Linked DNA regions of Homo sapiens: region 1 is linked to region 2. A link is a contact called in ENCODE Hi-C data. All regions are on one chromosome and are shown on one strand. Each heading gives the region's core, a stretch centred on a gene start or an enhancer-like site at or near the end of the contact. The rest is flanking DNA. Distances are from core to core; before and after follow the strand shown.

Region 1 (5,141 bases), core at 1,587-4,086, 5.7 Mb after region 2:
AGACCTTATTTCAGCAGTCTTTACATGCACTCTATTTTCACTGTATATTTCTTACTTCTTCTCCTTCTCCTTCTTCTGGACAGAGTCTCACTCTGTCGCCCAGGCTGGAATGCAGTGGCATGATCTCGGTTCACTGCAACCTCCACCTCCCAGGTTCAAGCGAATTTCCTGCCTCAGCCTCCCCAGCAGCTGGGACCACAGGCACATGCCACCACCCGGCTAATTATTTTGTATTTTTAGTAGAGATGGGGTTTCACAATGTTGGTCAGGCTGGTCTTGAACCCCTGACCTCACGTGATCTGCCTGCCTCGGCTTCCCAAAGTGCTGGGATTACAGACATGAGCCACTGCACCTGGCCTCTTCTTTTTTGAATGGTTAAGTATAGAGTTTGTTTTCACCCGAAGATTGAGGTTGGGCACTTAGGAGCATCGCTTCATGTTACCCTGAATGTACCATTCAGGGTATACGCTCTCTCACCATATATTTCTCTGAATGTTTATTTTCAGTGTAGCTTTAATTTGCATTTCTCCTATAGTGAATGAAGCAAGCATTTTTCATAAATATAATGGTCACTTCTACATCTTTGTTCATGAATTATTTGCTGATGCTTTTTGCCCATGTTTTCTGTCTGGTTTTCACATTTTCCTTCTCAAACCTTTTCTTTCTTTCTTTCTTTCTTTCTTTCTTTCTTTCTTTCTTTCTTTCTTCCTTCCTTCCTTCCTTCCTTCCTTCCTTCCTTCCTTTCTTCCTTCCCTTCCTTCCCTTTCCCTCCCTCCCTCCCTTCCTTCCTTCCTTTTCTCTCTCTTTCTCTCTCTCTCTCTCTCTTTCCTTTTTGACAACTTCTTGCTCTGTTGCCCAGGCTGTAGTGCAACTCACTGTAGCCTCGACTTCCTAGGCTCAAGCAATCCTCCCCCCTCGGCCTCCCAGTAGCTGGGACTGAGGCAGAAATTAAAATAATAATAATAATAAGTACTACATATATTCACTCCAAGAGAAGTAAGAGCTAAGGCCCAGAATGTGGCAAGGCAAGGGTTAAAAAAGAAGAAGAACAAGTTTTCCTCTGCTTAGCAGCTCACTTCAAGGACAGTTATAAGATAACGCTGTCCGAAAAGCCAAGGCCAGAGGACTGGGCTCCAGACCCCGCCCTCCACCCCACCGCCCGCCTCCAGAGCAAGGTTGAAGGAAAAAAAAGAGAGAAAGACAAATTATTTTATTGCTATTCCTTTCCTTGGTCTCTTAAGCATGACTATGTTTTACAAACCTCTCTATTTAGCCAGTTCTTGTTTTACTTTTGATGCAGCTACAAGGCCACCAGCTATGCAAGGCCACAAGTTATGCACTATATGATTAACTACTTTTGTTTTACCTTTCTAAGCTTGCTTATAAAAACCCCACAATATCTTTGTTCTAGGCTCAGCTTTTTGGATGTGAATCCACTGAGCCAGTGCGTACGTTGAAATAAACATCCTCCTGTTCTCTCATATTGGTCTCTCCGTTCCTCAGTTTCCCACAACAGGACTACAGGTGTGCACCACCAAGCTCAGCTAATTTTTATATTTTATAGAGACAGAGTCTTGCCAGGTTTCCTAGGCTGGTCTCAAACTCCTGGGCTCAAGCATTCCTCCCACCTTGGCCACCCAAAGTGCTGTGATTACAGGCATGAACCACTCACCTGGCCTTCCCTCTCAAATTTTAAGAGTTCCTGATATATTATATGATATATGTTGAGATATATATACATATATATATGTAATGTATATATATGATATATGTTGCAAATAGTTTCTCCTGGTCTGTCAGATGTCTTTTGACTTTGCTTATTGAGTTTTTTGACATGAAAAAGTTAAAAAATTTATACAGTCAAATGCATTAATCTTTTATTGCATCTAGGTTTTTTTTTTTTTTTTTTTCTTTTGAGACAAGGTCTCATTCTGGTTGCTCAGGCTGGAGTGCAGTGGTGCAATCTCGACTCTCTGCAGCCTCGACCTTCCGGGCTCAGGTGATTTTCCTACCTCAGTCTCCCGAGTAGCTGGGACTATAGGCGCGCCTCACTGCGTCCGGCTACTTTTTTGTATTTTTAGTAGAGACGGGGGTTTCACCATGTTGCCCAGGCTGGTCTTGAACTCCTGAACTCGCCCGCCCTGGCCTCCTGGAGTGTTGGGATTACAGGCGTGAGCCACCGCGCCCGACGGCATCTAGGTTTTGAGTAGTAGTTAGACAGCTTTTTCCCACACACATGTAAAAAGGGTATTTGAGGGACAATGGGAAAAGTTGGAATAAAGACTGCATTAGATAACTGTATTAAATAAATGGCAAATACCATTAAATAAATCTGGCCGGGCGCGGTGGCTCACCCCTGTAATCCCAGCACTTTGGGAGGCTGAGGCAGGCGGATCACCTGAGGTCAGGAGTTCAAGACCAGCCTGGCCAACATGGCGAAACCCCGTCTGTACTGAAATTACATAAATCAGCTGGGCGTGGTGGTGCGCGCCTGTAATCCCACCTACTCAGGAGGATGAGGCAGGAGAATCGCTTGAACCCGGGAGGCGGAGGTGGCAATGAGCCGAGATCGCGTCACTGCACTCCAGTCTGGGCGACATATGGAGGTTTTGTCTTGTCTCAAAAAAAAAAAAAAAAAAAAACTTGGGGAAGTGTGCTAAACCGGGTTTGCGTAGGTGGAAGGGGCGGCCGGGCTCTTTAAGGTGGGTCCCGCCCCGTAGGCCTCCCCTCGCGCCAGCCCCTCCCATCCCGGAAAGGCTCAGCCCAAGCCCGGCCCCGCCCGCCCTCGGCCCCGCCCATGGCAGAGCGCAGTCACGTGACCCGGGCTGCGGGGCGCAGCATTGTGCGGTCATGGTGGGCCAGATGTACTGCTACCCCGGCAGCCACCTGGCCCGGGCGCTGACGCGGGCGCTGGCGCTGGCCCTGGTGCTGGCCCTGCTGGTCGGGCCGTTCCTGAGCGGCCTGGCGGGGGCGATCCCAGCGCCGGGGGGCCGCTGGGCGCGCGATGGGCAGGTCCCTCCAGCCTCCCGCAGCCGCTCGGTGCTCCTGGACGTCTCGGCGGGCCAGCTGCTTATGGTGGACGGACGCCACCCTGACGCCGTGGCCTGGGCCAACCTCACCAACGCCATCCGCGAGACTGGGTAAGGGTTGGCTTATCCCCACGCGGGGCCATCGGGGGAGGGGGATGCGTGGGCGCCGGACCTCGCCTGTTCCCGGGACCGGCCTCTTGCCGGGTGGGAACGCCCGTTTCTCTGGGGGTCAGCTACTCCCGAGGCTGCAGCACCGCCCTGCGGGCCAAGTACCCTGTTTGGGAGCTGGCTACTGCGGCATCCCTCACCTCATGGGGCCAGTCCCTTGCCTTCAGCCAGTGGTGACAGTACTTCTGTCCCCAAGAAGCCAGTTCCCTACCACCGAGGCCGCAGTGCCTGCATCTGGATCAGGTCCATGGCTGGTGGGTAAATTCTATCCTCACGGGGACCTGCTCCCTTCCCTAGACTTTGCCTCCTCACCCCATGGAGGCCAGCCCCCTGTCCCCAGGCCTGAGGGGTGATGAGAACTCAGCAGGAGACTAATTCTTACCTGCTTGGCTGTGGCTTGCTCGTGGGTGCCAGCACCCTGCCTCCCTTCCAGTGCCAGGTCAGCAGGACTGAACCTGGGTTCCAGGCTAGTCCAAAAGCAGAGGGTCCCTAAAGTCACATAGACCCATTTAGTATCCTGCTAGGGCTCTGCTCCTCCCTTGTCTTCTGTGTCCTGGTCCAAGGGGAAGTCCTTGGCTGGATGCCGTGTTTGGCAGCCATGCTCACCATCTTTATTGCTGGAACCCAGGCTGTCATTCTGATGTGTGAGTCTCACCTAACTCCTCCGCCTGTCTGGGCTCCCGTTTCCCCATCTGTGGCCCAGATTTTGAGGATGTGCTCTAGTTGGGTGGTCATGTGCTGCAAGTTCTGTACAAGGGCTTGTGCCCATTCATTTATTCATTACCCTGATGGTTGGCCTTAGGGACACAGCTGAGCAGCTGTCTCTACTCAGTGGGAAACACAGACAGCGATAGAAGAGAAATCAGAGTCAGTGGGAGTGGGAAGGATCAGCTTCAAAGCCTTGTCAGCAGGGCCCAGACGCTGGATCAGGCTGTGCTGGGGGATCCTAGGGAACCCGGGGTGCATCCGTCATATCCTAGTGTCCAGATGATGCTAGGGAACCCTAGCACTAGGATGTGCCCAGGATGTGGTCTGTGCTCAGACCACACTGCCCCCTGCAGCAGAAAGGGCCTCCTCCCACTTTAGCCCCTATCCATTTTACTGGCATCCATTGGCTTCTGCAGGTGTTAGGGAGACACAGGATGCCGAGGACACCCCCATTCTGGTGGCACTTGGGGGGTACATCAAGTAGACGTGAGATTTGGGGGAGATATTTGCACAGACACAGGGGCACTGGTTGGGGTAAATCTGGGAAGGCTCCCAGAGAGAGGAGGCCACAGAGTGAGCTGGCATCTGTGGAGGGAACTGAAGCTTTGTGGCTGGCCTCGGGGGCTGCCGGGACTCTTGGATCTGGTGACCCGTTCTTTGCTGACTCACTCATGTTTTTGGCCCTGCATAGCAGAATCAAGAGGACATGACAGAACTGTTCAGGCGAGGAGGGGCAGGAGCGAGGCCCAGCATGGGGAGGGGGCTTTGGCCTCTGGAGGCCCCTCCTGGGCTGTGTTGCTCTTGACTATGGTAAACATGGAAGTGGAGAGAAGGCTTCCTTGATTGTGCTGGATGGAAAGTTCTTCCAGGCTCAGCCCCTCTGCTGTGTGACCTTGGGCAAATCCCTTCACCTCTCTGAGCATGTTCCCTCATATCAAGGTAGGACCAAAAGGGTCATGGAAATTCACTGGGGTCACAGAAAGCACTGTTTATTTATTTTTATTTGTATTTTATTTTTTGAGACACAGTTTCACTCCGTTGCCCAGCTGGAGTGCAGGGGCACGATATTGGCTCACTGCAACCTCCCCACCCTGGGTTCAAGCGATTCTCGTGTCTCAGCCTCCCAAGTAGCTGGAATTACAGGTGTGTGCCACCATGCCCGGCTAATTTTTGTATTATTAGTAGAGATGGGGTTTCACCATGTTGGCCAGGCTGGTCTCAAACTCCTGACTTCAG
Region 2 (5,789 bases), core at 3,290-5,789:
CTGCAACCTCCGCCTCCCAGGTTCAAGCAATTCTCCTGCCTCAGCCTCCCAAGTAGGTGGGATTACAGGCATGTGCCAGCACGCCTGGCTAGTTTTTGTGTATTTAGTAGAGACAGGGTTTCACCGTGTTGACCAGGCTGCTCTCAAACTCCTGACTTCAGGTGATCCACCGGCCTTGGCCTCCCAAAGTGCTGGGATTACAGGCGTGAGCCACTGCACCCGGCCAAAGTTTACTTTTTTTATACCAGACCTCATTCTTGTTATTGGACTCTGCAAGAAGGGAGCACCAAACCTGCAACTCAGGGTTTTCTTTTTTTTACTTTTTATTTTTCTTTTTTGAGACAGGATCTCACTCTGTCACCCAGGCTGGAGTGCAGTGATGCAATCATGGCTTACTGCAGCCTCAACCTCCTGGTCTCAAACAATCCTCCCACCTCAGCCTCCCAAGTAGCTGGTGTTATGGGATCTTTGAGGTGTCGATTTTCTGGCCAGAAACCTCTGTGGCAGGTGGCACCTTTGCCCGAGTTCTTGTCCTGAGTCCAGGACGAATGGGGAACACAGACAAGTGAAGGGTGAACAAGCTGAAGATAAACTTTATTAAGTGTTAGAACAGCTCAGAGAAGACCCACAGTGGGTAGCTCCTCTCTGTAGGTAGGTCGGCCAATCGAGTGTTCAGCTGTCAGCAGACAGGAGGCCCTAGAGAGGGTGGCTCCTCTCTGCTGGCAAGTCGTAGTATCATCTCCAGCTATCAGCAGAGGAGAGCTGCTCTCTGCAGCTGATCCTCCCATAGTCTCAACATCCTCTGCGTCCTCTGCCCTGCTCTGGCCATCCTCTCTCGTGCTCTGGCTGAGACCGGGCTTTTATGGACCTCAGAGGGGAGGAAGTACATGCCGATTGGTCCATGGGTGGCCATTGGCAGCCCAGAAGAGGTACCACGAGTCCCTACTCCCAACCTCGGAACTGGGAGCTGGCCCCCAGCTTTCAGGCCCTCCCTGGTCTGAAGGTCAGGCCTTACTGGGGAACCGCAGCCCAGGAATCTATTTGCCTCCTGATGCCATTCATGGCCCTGGCGCTCATCCCCAAGCCCGCTCCAAGATCTGAGCAGGTTCCAAGAGAGGAGAGAAGTCAGGCAGCAGAAGCAGACAGCCCTGAGTGACAGAGTTGTGGGGGCCCTTCCCGGGCCCCTGAGGGCACAGGCTATATAGATGGCCCAGTCCTGCACCTGAGAGGGCAGCCACAGCTGCACCCTGGGAGTTCCCACCCCGCCAACTTGGGAGGGGCAGGGATCCCACTTGTCCCCAGCTCCTGCCTGCTCTGCGGAGCAGGAGGCCCAGGTCTGCAGCCACTGGTCGGGCGGCTGCAGCTGCACCTGGGAGGGCAGATCCTGCCTGCTCCCGCCACTCCCACCAAGAGCACAGGGAGCCCCAGATCCACAGCTGCAGTTTGGGTGGCTGCTGCCTGCTCTGTAAAGCAGGAGGCCTGGGTCTGCAGCTGCAGTTTGGGTGACTGCAGCAGTACCCCGGGAGCTCCTGCCCCAACTCAGAAGGGGCAGGGCTCCCACTGGCTCCATGGAGCATGCAGCCCCAGCTGTGCCTCCTTGCTGTAGCTGGCATGATGGCAGCAGCTGCTGCCATCACTGGGACCACAGGTGCATACCACCATGCCCAGCTAATTTTTTTATTTGTAGAGACAAGATTTTGCTGTTTTCCAGGTCGGCCTCAAACTCCTGGGCTCAAGTGATCCTCCTGCCTTGGCCTCCCAAAGTGCTGGCCTCTCAAAGGAGGGCAAAGTGGATTTAGGCCGAGCCACGGAGCCCACCCTAAATCTGTCTCTTTTTAAAAATGGCAAATTTTGTGTTATGTATATTTTACTATAATAAAAATTATGGAAGGATTTTTTCTTTTAAAGTTAGTGGTTAGAAACAATCTTTTACTAAGCTCACAAATTCTGGGGGTCAGAAATTTGGGCAGGGCACAGTGGGGATGTCTTGTCTCTGTTCCATGATGGCTGGGTCTCAGCTGAGCAAGCTCAAACGCTGGGAGTGAATCAATGTCTGGGAGCTGGATTCACCTAAAGGCACTTTCATTTACAGGTCTGGGTTAACTCAAAAACTACAACTGTCTACTGGAGTACCACATGTGGTCTCTCCATGTGGTTTGGTTTCCTAACAGCATAGTGGACTCAGGGTAGCTGATATGGTTTGGGATCTGTGTCCTTACCCAAATCTCACCTTGAATTGTCATAATCCCCATGTGTTATAGGAGGGACCCAGTGAGAGGTAATTGAATCATACGGGCGGCGTTTTCCTGTGCTTTTCTCATGATAATAAGTCTCATGAGATCTGATGGTTTTATTAATTAATTAATTTATTTTTATTTATTTTTATTTTTTGAGACAGAGTCTTGATCTGTTGCCCGGGCTGGAGTGCAGCAGTGCGATTTCGGCTTACTGCAACCTCCGCCTCCTGGGTTCAGGTGATTCTCCTGCCTCAGCCTCCCAAGTAGCTGAGACTACAGGTATGCACCACCATGCCCGGCTAAGTTTTATATTTTTAGTAGAGACGGGGTTTCACTACGTTGGCCAGGCTTGTCTAGAACTCCTGACCTTGTAATCCAACTGCCTCGGCCTCCCAAAGTGCTGGGATTACAGGCATGAGCCACTGCACCCAGCTGAGATCTGATAGTTTTATAAAGGGGAGTTCCCCTGCACATGCTCTCTTCTTGCCTGCTGCCATGTAAGACATGCCTTTCTTCTCTTTTGCCTTCTGCAGTGATTGTGAGGCTTCCCCAGCCAACTGAAACTGTGAGTCCATTAAACCTCTTTTTCTTTATAAATTATCATGTCTTGGGTATGTCTTTATTAGCAGTGTGAGAACAGACTACCACAGTAGCCAAACTTTATATGGTGGCTCAGGGCTCCAAACATTAGTGTTCTACTGGTGGGCAGTGGGGGAGTGGGTGGGGGGTGTGGAAGTGGAGAAGTGGGTGTGGTGGTGGGGAAGCAAAACCTGCATCCTATTTATGACTTAACCTTGGAAACATCATTTCTGTCATACTTTATTGGCCAAAGCAGACCTACAACTACCCAGATTCAAGTTGGTGGGGGCGGGGGGGGGTGCTTTGATGGAGGAATATCAAGATCACGTTGCAGACAAACATGTGTGAAGGACTCTATTGTTGCAGCCATCCTTGAAAAATATTATCTGCCATATGGTCTTTCTAAAATGGGTTAAAAGCAAAGAAACCACAGAAGAATCATCTTACAGAAACAGAGCAGGGGGAGAAGTCTTAATGGACAAATAATCTGCCTACACAAACAATGAGCAATTTACTTCTGGGAGGATCTCTCCTCAGGCAGGGAGATTGCCAAGCGCATTAGGCTGAGTAGAGTTGGTGACAGAACTCATAGTTGTATCAGCTCCTCTGTGTGTGATCTGAGTAGGAAAGTATTTGACTACTGGGGACTCTAGCTTCATCTTTAAAACAAAGTGTTGTGAGAACCAAGTAAAATACTGTATAGAAAGATAAATGTGTTGCAAAAAGGTCCCCGAATAGAGCCCACAGGTGGACACCCCCCGTTTGACAATGCCACTGGGAAAGACCATGTGTACTGCCAGTTTATCCTTGCCACTGTTTCCCCATAGCAGCCACCTTCCTGTTTCTTTTGCTTGCCTCTCTCAGAGGTAGATGCATTGAGGGTAAATGACCAGGACAGGGCCACACAGCCAAGAGATCAAAACCCAGATTTTTCTGGGATGCTAGTTTGAGATTTTCCATTCTACAAACGTCCAGCCACTCACGAGTTCTAACAGATGACTGATCTTAGCTGAGAAGCATGACATAGATACAAGGGAGTCACACTGCCCGGGTTCATATCCCAGCTGCACCGCTTACTAGCAGTGTGACCTTTGGAAGGATCGCTGTTTTCCCAGGTGTAAAACGGAAATAAGACCTCCCACAAAGGGGTAAGTAATCACGTGATACGGCACTCAAAACAGCGCCTTCAACATAAGTAAGCCCTTTGTGTTTGCCAAGACTAAATCACTACTGCATAGTTAGTATATAATTGGTGCTAAATGTTTTTTTCTCACTTTTTTTTTTGGTGCTAAATGTTTTAAGGTGAGAAAGTAACATTTAGGGATGTAATGAGATGTAATGGTGGGATCTCCGTGAAACGACAAATTCATTTTGGAGAAAGCTTTTTAAAAAACGCAAACCACAAACCTCTGCCATTTGTCAGCTTGAAGTCTACGGAACTGCAAGCAAAATAAAGATTGGTGAAACTTTGCTTCTGACTGACCCCTACAGTCCCAAATATTTTCTTGGCCTTTACAAAGCCCGCAGGCATCGTCACATGCAGTCCTGAAAAGCCTTTTCTCTATACTTCACACAGCCCAGACCAGCCCACGTGGATTCCTCGCCCGGCTGCTTCCGCTTCCATTTTGTCCCCTCCTATTTCTCATTCGGCGCCTCAGAATGACGTCTGAAATGAGCGCCGACGCTGCCCAAACAGGAGCCTGCGCATGCGCTCTGCCCTGGCAGCGGCCCTGTGCAGATCCCTGAGCGTGTGGCAGCAGTGCGGTCGTGGTCCCTCCCTATGCAGCCTGGTTTCTAGCGTGACACGCCCTTGACTTGAGGACCATGAACCGCAGCCGCCAGGTGACGTGCGTGGCCTGGGTCCGCTGCGGCGTGGCCAAAGAGACACCAGACAAGGTGAGGCCTGGTCGCTGGGAGACAAGGGGAGCAGCGTCTTTACGGCACTGGGGGTCCGCCCAGCTGGGGGAACGTGGACCCGGAACTCGGGGCGTTGGCTGGTGCGACTGGCTGGGGTGAGGGCGGCTTTGCCCGGATTGTCGCGACTAGAGCTGCAGTTCAGAAGGTCTGGTTCGCCTGAGCCTGGAGAGTCAAGGGCCGCGCCTTCTCACTGTTCCCACCCTCAAGCCCAACCCCACTCCCAAATTCGCACGCACATGGACTTAGCGGGCCGGAAAGGGGTGGGCTGCTGTTTTTGGTGGGTAATACCCCAAAAGGCTTTTTGACAACACCACTAGCTTCACTAGCACCCAAGTGCATTTTCAAGCATAACTGGGAAGAGAGCATGAAAACTCCACTTTCCACTCTTGTGCTCCGTGTCTGAAGGAGTGAGGATGAATGTGGTGTAGAAAAACTGGTGTGGAGGCTAAGATGTCGTGAGGCTGGGAGATGAATAGGGAATTTCTTGCAGTAATCCAAGTGAGATGTTGATGGTAGCAGGGAGGATGAGAGGTAAATGTCTAACACATGAAAAACCTACAAGAGTTGGAGACTGAGACTGTAGCAGAGGTGACGATTACTTAAGTAATTTCCTCATTGGATACTAAGTGCTTTCTGTAGGCCAGGCATTGTTCAGGGTCCTGGGATAGGCATGAACAAAATAGAAAAAGTCCCGCCGGGCGCGGTGGCTCACGCCTGTAATCCCAGCACTTTGGGAGGCCAAGGCGGGCGGATCACGAGGTCAGGAGATCGAGAGCATCCTGGCTAACACGGTGAAACCCCGTCTCTACTAAAAATACAAAAAATTAGCCGGGTGTGGTGGTGGATGCCTGTAGTCCCAGCTACTCGGGAGGCTGAGGCAGGAGAATGGCGTGAACCCGGGAGGCGGAGCTTGCAGTGAGCCGAGATCGCACAGCTGCACTCCAGCCTGGGCGGGCAACAGAGTGAGACTCCGTCTCAAAAAAAAAAAAAAAAAAAAAAAAAAAAAAATAGAAAAAGACCCTGCCTTTATGGAGTCGACATGTGCACATATAGTAT

What was found. A loop is a pair of places that touch in the nucleus more often than their neighbours do. Pooled maps may share reads with other maps.
Region 1: a loop to region 2 is called in a pooled map, with 17 times the contacts of the local background. The contact joins the promoter of PLBD2 here to the promoter of PWP1 in region 2. A Hi-C loop is called at or near these places in 2 of 50 pooled maps.

What each region holds. Positions count from the first base shown.
Region 1 is chr12:113,355,751-113,360,891 of GRCh38, forward strand. It overlaps PLBD2 (phospholipase B domain containing 2), which reads left to right and starts at 2,837. Exons shown (of 12, transcript NM_173542.4): 1 at 2,837-3,140. The coding sequence starts at 2,851. It overlaps LOC105369989 (a long non-coding RNA gene), which reads right to left and starts at 3,760. Exons shown (of 3, transcript XR_945346.3): 1 at 3,580-3,760. RefSeq lists silencers at 2,651-3,150, 3,201-3,260 and an enhancer at 3,596-4,095.
Region 2 is chr12:107,681,260-107,687,048 of GRCh38, forward strand. PWP1 (PWP1 homolog, endonuclein) reads left to right here and starts at 4,540. Exons shown (of 15, transcript NM_007062.3): 1 at 4,540-4,712. The coding sequence starts at 4,641. RefSeq lists a silencer at 1,662-1,919 and enhancers at 4,349-4,608, 4,829-4,878.